3 separate regions of the Mus musculus genome follow, and all the other regions are linked to region 1. Evidence: chromatin loops called from intact Hi-C (ENCODE). Cell type or tissue: left cerebral cortex. All regions are shown on one strand.

Region 1 (2,500 bases):
ATTATTGAGAAACGTCTGCAGGGAAAGTCATCATGTAGTGTTTGGGGGATAGCTAGAGGTGCACAGGAGGACAGGCATGCACGGTGTTCAGGGTTCTTAACATTTCAGAAGAGGAAAGCTCTTTTAGACATGGATCATGCCTGTTTCACTCACTGTTGAGGCCCTACGACCTGCCATGAGGACTGGCACGTAGTATATGCTCGCTAAATCTTTGTCGGTGGAATTAATTGCTTGGATGAAATACTGAGACTATCTGTTGATCAGTGGGGGCACCCTGCAAGCTTTGGAGTTATGACAATGGCCTAAGTAAACAAACGAACAAACAAGCAAGCCCCTCCCCAAACCCCCAAAACAAACAAAAACTATTCTCAAGGCCAACAGGTAGAATTAAAGTGAAGGAGGCAGAGACTGGAGGCAGGCTGAGGAGCGTTGAGGCTGGGGAACATGGACGTTGAGCATGGAGACTTCCCTGGAATCACTCAGGTGTGAAGGACGAATGGTGAACTAAGGTCAGAGGGAAAGAAGTCATTTTGAGGCCGCAGCCAATGAGCTGATGTTAGGTGCTGAGTTTAGGAGTTGCTATTGGAGTTCACAATTTTCTTCTCTCATTATGTCTTTATCCTCACACTTCCCTGATGACAGGATCATAAAGCTGGGCGTTCTCCAACTATCTGCCCATTATTTTTCCTAGAATTATGTCCACCTGTTCTTTGAGCATTTCTGAATTGCCGAACCTATTCGGTGAATCTCGTTTTCATCAGGAGATTTGGGAAGAACTTCCGCAGAAAATAACCAGACCTTTGTGGAGTACAGAGGAAGAGGTGAGGAAGGGACTCGGGGAGTTTAGAACTCGGGGCCAGCTGTTCTTTGTTCTCCCAGCCAGCACAGAGGCAGTCTACACACCTCCGAGGCAGCAGACTTCTGAGTCTTCTCATTTCTGTCCTGATGATACACAGAAAGGGTTTCGTCACCCTCTCTCGGCTCCAGCCCTGTCCCATCCCGGTTACCAGCCTTTCTAGAGCTGGACTGGCCTTGATGAGGGTCATAGCTGGTCCTGCTTATGAACAGCCAAAGACTGCTCCACAGTCAGGGTCAATCCCCCTCAGGTGACCCTGAAATTCTTTCTCCACTGAAGGACAGCTCTTAGGGAAGGCATAGACTCACTCCTTCTAATGGTGTCTCTCTGGGACCAAGGCTGGAAGCTGGAAAGCATTCACTGACAGCAATACCTCCCCCTCCTTCCCCCGCATTATTATCATCATCATCAGAGACTCGGGTCCAGAGAGTAGCAGACGTAGACCCCATCACACGCCCCACCTTGCTCAGAAACAAAGCTCCGCCTGGCGCCGTGGCCAAGCGGGCAGTGAGTCCCCAGCAGCCTCTGGACCCGAGTGGGCCCGGCCCACGGGCACCAGGAGGGGGAACCGGCCCCGCCCAGCCGGCCTTAGCTGTCAGCAGCGCCGCGCCCTGCAGATCCGCGGCTGCCCGCCGGGCTGCCCCGAGCCAGCGAGCCGAGCAGGTGTCCTGCGGGAGGCGTGCGCTCGCCCGGGGCTGGGAGGACGCGCGAGCCCGTGTGCACGTCTTGGGATCCTCTCCTCCCCACGCCCTGCGGGTTTCGCCTCTCCCTCCCGCTTCCTGTGGCTGCCTGAGCCATGTCCACCCGAGGTGAGTGGGGACCAGGTGGGATGGCGTGCGGAGCCGGCGCGGGGTCTGGAACAGGGCGCGCTGGGCAGGTGCCTGAGGGCAAGGGGTTTCGAGAGCAGAGCTGGCCCCAGCCCGGCCTGAAACTTTGGCAGCGGTTCCCGGGGCTCCTAAGGCTGGGAAAGGAAGCGGTCGCCCTTGACCTTGGTCGCCGGATGTGGGCGAAGCCTGAGGGCCAAGGTCCGGTGCCCAGCCCACCTGTACTGGCGGCGCCTCTGGGCTGGGAAGGTGTGGGGGATGGGCTGGCCACTGCCAATCCTGCTGAAGAGCTGTGGAAGGGCTGACTGGGAAGAAGAGGCAATTTTTTCCTCCTTTCTTGTTACCATTTTGTAGCTCAGTTATGGAAGAAATCCAGGGCTTGATGCAGTAGGATTTAAAGCTGCAGGGTTTATGCTCCATTTTAAAAAAGTAATTTCACTTGTTCTAACCCTTGACTGGTGTTCCCCCTTTCGCCTCCCAGCTCCTTTGGAGTGGAAACAGTTACTGCAGGTGGAATGGAAGGAGGGGAAAAGAAGGGGAGAAAAATCAGAATTGCTTTTCAGGCAGGAGTGAAGGGGATGAATTTCTTGCCATCTGGATACAGCAGCGATGCTCAGGAGAGAGTTAGTCATAGCTCAGTGGCTGCCACTATGAGTGAAATATTAAAGAGATCAAGTCATTGTGCAGCTTGCGAGCAATTAAAATGAAGTGGCTTGGTTGCTTTGTCATAAGCACTGAAGAAAAATATTGATTATTTTTAGAAAGTATATTTGCAAGGCAGTAACTTCTGCATCCGTTGATGTCCCTTGAGGCAGCGTGT
Region 2 (2,500 bases), 78 kb after region 1:
TTTTAGGGGGACTTCCTTCCTCAGTGGGGCTGGGTTACCTTGGTTTCTGGAGTGCAGGCAGTAAGTAAGGGATGCCGCAGAAGGCAGATGGGCTCTGTGCCTTCCCCTTCAATGCTGGCTCTCTGAGTTGCAGCACCTCAGATCAGCTCCGCCTGGCTCAGCTTTGTCATCATCCTGGGCACTTGGAGGACTGGGGCACCCGGTCTGCTTCACATGAGGGCACTTGTCAGGAGGCATGACGGCATTCAGGGCTGGCACACGGTAGATGATGAATAATTCATCTGTCTTCTCCTGCTTGCAACTTTTTCCAGTAAAAGTAATTCTCAGAGCTCGGGCCTTCACAACCTGGAAATATGATCCTGCATTGGCTATTGATCTACCTTAGACAGTAACCGGAAGATAAATGTTGACAAACAAAGGAATAGTAAGTTTTAAAGTTGACAGTAGCCCTAGCTGGGCGGGGCGGTAAGCCAGAGTCAGTCTCAGTGTTTCCCTCCCCTGCCCCACCGGCACTGAAGGATAGGATGACAGGAATTTTACAGAAGATTCTTAGGTACCCTCTTGACCTCCTTGAGGGCTGAAACTAAAAGTTAATAAAAATGCTATATATGGCATAATCATTAAGATGTATTAATGTGTTTTCTGGTTAAGAAAAAAACTACAATTTATGATTTTCCTAACTGAAAGAGGTCATAGCGATAAAATTACAGTGTCTCAGGGTCTTTATACATCTATTTGAATACATTCATGATATGATATATAAGATATGATAATGCAGATATGTTATTTTGAAGTAAGTTCAAGGTCTTTTTTTTTAATTGTTTGTACTACACAAAGAATGCATTTTCATCTTGTTTTCCAGGAACATTAGGGTAAATTACAGAAAAAGTCTTACATGACAGAAGAGATTAAGAGATTCTAAGCCAGTAGAATAAAGCTGTAAGTGGGTGCTATTTCTAGAGGCTAAGCCCGGAAAGAAAATCTTTTTTTTCCCCTTAGCTTTAATTGACTCCCTTTCTGTTCCACGGCATATTTTGAAGGTATCTGGCGTCCCCGCTTGCTGCCAGCTGGAATCTGAAGAAAGTATCTCTAGAACTCACTCAGCTAACTTGAATCTCAGTCATAATTAGATTGGAATTTGGCAAATTCTTTCAAGACTTAAAATCAGACACACTTCATGTTTGGAACAAGAAAGGGTCTCATTGCTCTGTATTTAAAAAAAAAAAATACAGTGCTCGATTCAGGGCGCATTGGCAATACATTTGCTATTGTTTTGAGTCTTTCTAACCTGTCCAGGCTTGCCTTAAATTTGCTTTGTAGCCCACACTGGCCTTGAACTCTTGGCTGTCGGCTGCATCTGCCTCCTGAGTGCTGGGATCACAGCATGTATTACTATACCGGGCCATAGCAATATATTTTTTGCTGAAGTTGGTATTTTTATAAAGGGATACATTGAATGGACGGGAGTCTGACCATAATTAAACATTATTTCTAGTCTCATTAGTTGGTTCCTGGATGTTTTCAGACAAACCTGGTTATCTATCCCCTTCCCTTCTAGAGTAGATTCCCCCGTCCCTTCTCCTAGGTAGAGGCAAGATTTTGATGCAGTCATTTGTTCTCCTCAGATATAAAAGAAATGCATGAGCTAGCATTTGCATATGATTAATAGTAATTTAGGCGTCTGAGATATGCAGCCCTCTATTTTATATTTAAATATGACTGCTGACACCTAGGTCTCCGTCATTTGCATACACACTTTAAAGGCGGCGATGAAAGCTAGGATAATCATCAGAAGACTGTGTCTAACAAGCCTTCCCGCTATGTCACTCATTCCCTCCCACAAAGCGGAAGAGCGTGTCTGTATGCCTCTTGGGTTTCCTGGGAGAAGATGGAGATTGGTTAGATGATGGGTTCTCGCGCTTAAAGAGGCATTCGCAGCTCCTTCGGCAAATGAGCTCTTCCAACATCCACAAATGTGGGCCAATCAGAGCGTGACATTGCCAGGAACGTGCGGGAGGAGTGAGGACCAATAGCAGCCAGGAGCGTAGGGCTCCCAGGTCCCAGAAAACAGCAATGGCAGGGCGTTGAGAACTTCTCCCCAAGTCTCACCTCCCCCACCGTGACAGCCACTCTCTTCTCTGGCTTATGACTACACCAAGCTGCCTCAAATCTGATGGACAGTATGAGCCTAGCATTTCCTTTTCTTACAGCGCCGTTCAGGGACTGCATGCTGACTTGATAGAAGCAATCTTCTAGGAGTTGTGGGACGCATGGTCTTGGTCAGCATGGTAGCGGAGTGACAAGCACCTCTTTATTGACTATTTCAAAGTGGCTTAAGGGGTCAGCCTCTGTTTTCATATAAAAGATTATGCTGCCTACGTGACTGTGCAAGTACACTATTAATTCACACAGGTCTCTCCCTTTCAAGGTTCTTGGCTTCACCCGTGAGTTTATTGTTTTTAACTTTCGAGTTACTCTCACCATGATAGTCTCTACTTGG
Region 3 (2,500 bases), 120 kb after region 1:
CTGCCTCCTAAAGCTGATGGGGACCCTCTAGCAGGCTCACAGCATCTTGATGTCCATGCCACAGAGCAAGGCAGGCCTCTGGCTCTCTGCTGTGCTCCCTACAGTTGCACACACTGCTTTGTAAGTCATTTCCCCTGCCTCTCTGCTTGAGCCTGATATAGGCTGCAGAGAAGGTCCATGCTCAGCCAGCGTGGCCGGCCCTGCAGCAGACCCTCTGCAGCTCACATCCTTTGACCTTCGCGTCATCTTTGTTCTCCAGACCAGACACCCATTCTCCTGCACTCACAGACACTAATCGATCTCAGAATCTTGATGAAGTGGTTGCTTCCCTGAGGTGTTCAAGGGCTCCTTATCCTTGCTGCACCCTCTAACGAAGATGCACCGAAGGGTTCTGGGGGTTCATCCGTCAATATCTGTCTTCTTGAAGACAACACACACTTGCCAGCCTGTACGCTGGGGACCCACTGTACTAATTTAAAAGCTGTAATTGGCTAACCGATACGTGTTCTGGCACAGTTTCTAAACTAATCTGTTTCTTTCTTGTTTGTGTGTTTGCTTGAGGGGGAAAAATAAGTAAATCCCAGAGGTAAAGTTATAAACATATCTTATTTAAATAATAAAGGTGGAACCATTATGGCTTGGAACCTATGTGACCTTGTGAAAGATTAAGAATTCAGCCACAAAAGTGACCTAGCCAGGTAAATGGAGTTTTAGACTCCGGCTTCTTCTATGTTTTGTTTTGTTTCCTGCAACAACAGAGGTCTCAATGCTCATACTCCTACAAGGGAAGGATGTCTGTTGTTTGTTCTCTACCTGACATTTGAAAATTAGGAGAGTGTGCACGAGTCTCACACACACACACACACACACACACACACAGAGGGAGGGGGAGAGAGAGAGAGATTGAGAGGGAGAGAGAGAGAGAGAGAGAGCGAGAGAGCGCAAATGATGTCTCTACAGTAAGATCTCTTAGCTGCTTTCCTTACCATGCAGTCAGCTCCTCCTTTGTGGTTCTGTCCTGTGTATTACAAGGTATTTAGCTGGGCTCACTCCTGGACTCTCCCCTACTGGACACTGGAGGCATTGCCCTTTCATTTGTGGTAGCTGAAAATGTCTCCAGACATTGCTAGGTGTAACTCCAGGGGCATGAGGTGGGGTGTGGCAAAATTACCCAGTTAGGAACAAGGGGACGCCGGGCGTGGTGGCACACACCTTTAATCCCAGCACTTAGAAAGCAGAGGCAGGCAGATTTCTGAGTTCAAGGCCAGCCTGGTCTATAGGGTGAACTCCAGGACAGCCAGGGCTACACAGAGAAACCCTGTCTCAAAAAAAAAAAAAAAAAAACAAAACAAAAAACAAAAAACAAACAAAACAAAACAAAAAAAAAGTTAAAAAAAAAAAAAGGAACAAGGGGACTCTAGGATCCCTTGGGCTGGGTTGTCTTTCAGGTTTCGGTAAACGGAGTCTCTCAGTAGTGAGTGAGAAGCGTACAGACTCCTATAGGAAGCCAGCTGAGCCTGCACCACGGAGAGCTTTGGCACAGAGACATGTTCCAGATAATGGGGGTGGGGTGGGGGTGGCTCTACTTCCTGGCTCATTTCAGTTGCTGAAAATGGACTGCGTGCTCTCAGCAGCAGGTGTGGCTGCAGAGGTCCTTCCTTCATTTCCCCTTAAGACTCACGAAGTCCACACGCCTCCAGGAAACTCCTCCGTATCATCACGTACGTACCCCGCATGCTCTTTTCTGGGCTGGGGAGACCCCGTGAACTTACAGGGCACAGTGGCTCCCTTGTCTCTTGGCTGTCTACTGTTGAAGCCAAACAGGCTCACACGTGACTGAGAGGAAGTAGGTGTGTGGAAGAAGCATCTCACCTGAGGTTTGACCTCAGGGTATGCTGATCGGCCATCTTGGTTTGACCTCAGGGTATGCTGATCGGCCATCTTGGTTTGACCTCAGGGTATGCTGATCGGCCATCTTGGTTTGACTTCAGGGTATGCTGATCGGCCATTTTGGAGCAGAGGGCTTTTAATCTGGGCCTTTGGAGACTGGGGAGGTCTGAATATGTGACAAATGAGAGTGGAAATAAAATGTGAGATTTGAGAGAAGCCCACATGAGGATGGATGGAACCTGGCCAGGGATGTGATGGAAAAAAAAAATGAGAGGGGTAGACAAGTCACACAGTCTTCTGGGAGTCCCTAACAGAACAGGCTTGGTGGTTTAAACAACAGGAAGGTATTGTCTTAGTTCTGGAAGATGCAAGTCCATAATGAAGATTTCTACAGAGCTGGTTCCTTCTGGATGAGTCCCCCAGGGAAGAAAGAGTCTGTGCATCTGCCTGAGCTGCTGCTGCTCGGCCAGCCCACTTTGTCACCCACTCCTTTGCTTGTAGAATCATGATAGCATCTCTGCCTCCAAACCTGTGTCATTCACGCTGAGCACCTGTCTTGTCTTTCCCACTTTCTATAAGCACACTGGTGAATGATGACAGTGCCCCTCCA

What was found. Hi-C counts contacts between places; a loop is a spot of excess contacts. Peaks named below come from ENCODE experiments on the same cell type or tissue, not always from the same donor. Only the 100,000 strongest peaks of a DNase experiment are listed, where the experiment ranks them.
Region 2: it touches region 1 in a loop (6-fold over the local background); 4 of 42 quality-filtered maps call a loop at or near these places.
Region 3: a loop joins it to region 1, with 2.2 times the contacts of the local background. A loop is called at or near these places in 6 of 42 quality-filtered maps.

What each region holds. Positions count from the first base shown.
Region 1 is chr19:57,313,858-57,316,357 of GRCm38, reverse strand. It overlaps a transcript of Ablim1 not described here. Among named protein-coding and RNA genes, the nearest start is that of Gm50270, 8.5 kb to the left of the region's middle. In left cerebral cortex, a CTCF peak has its summit at 1,497; DNase peaks (open chromatin) are centred at 1,232, 1,524, 2,027, 2,234 and 1 more place; H3K4me3 peaks cover 1,750 bases; H3K27ac peaks cover 1,857 bases.
Region 2 is chr19:57,236,291-57,238,790 of GRCm38, reverse strand. It overlaps a transcript of Ablim1 not described here. Among named protein-coding and RNA genes, the nearest start is that of Ablim1, 22 kb to the right of the region's middle. In left cerebral cortex, no CTCF peak of the experiment used is centred here; DNase peaks (open chromatin) are centred at 114, 1,044, 1,309 and 1,983; H3K4me3 peaks cover 1,899 bases; H3K27ac peaks cover 1,262 bases.
Region 3 is chr19:57,192,686-57,195,185 of GRCm38, reverse strand. The region is part of intron 1 of Ablim1 (actin-binding LIM protein 1); the gene reads left to right. Among named protein-coding and RNA genes, the nearest start is that of Ablim1, 22 kb to the left of the region's middle. In left cerebral cortex, a CTCF peak has its summit at 1,069; DNase peaks (open chromatin) are centred at 1,092, 1,643 and 2,345; H3K27ac peaks cover 552 bases.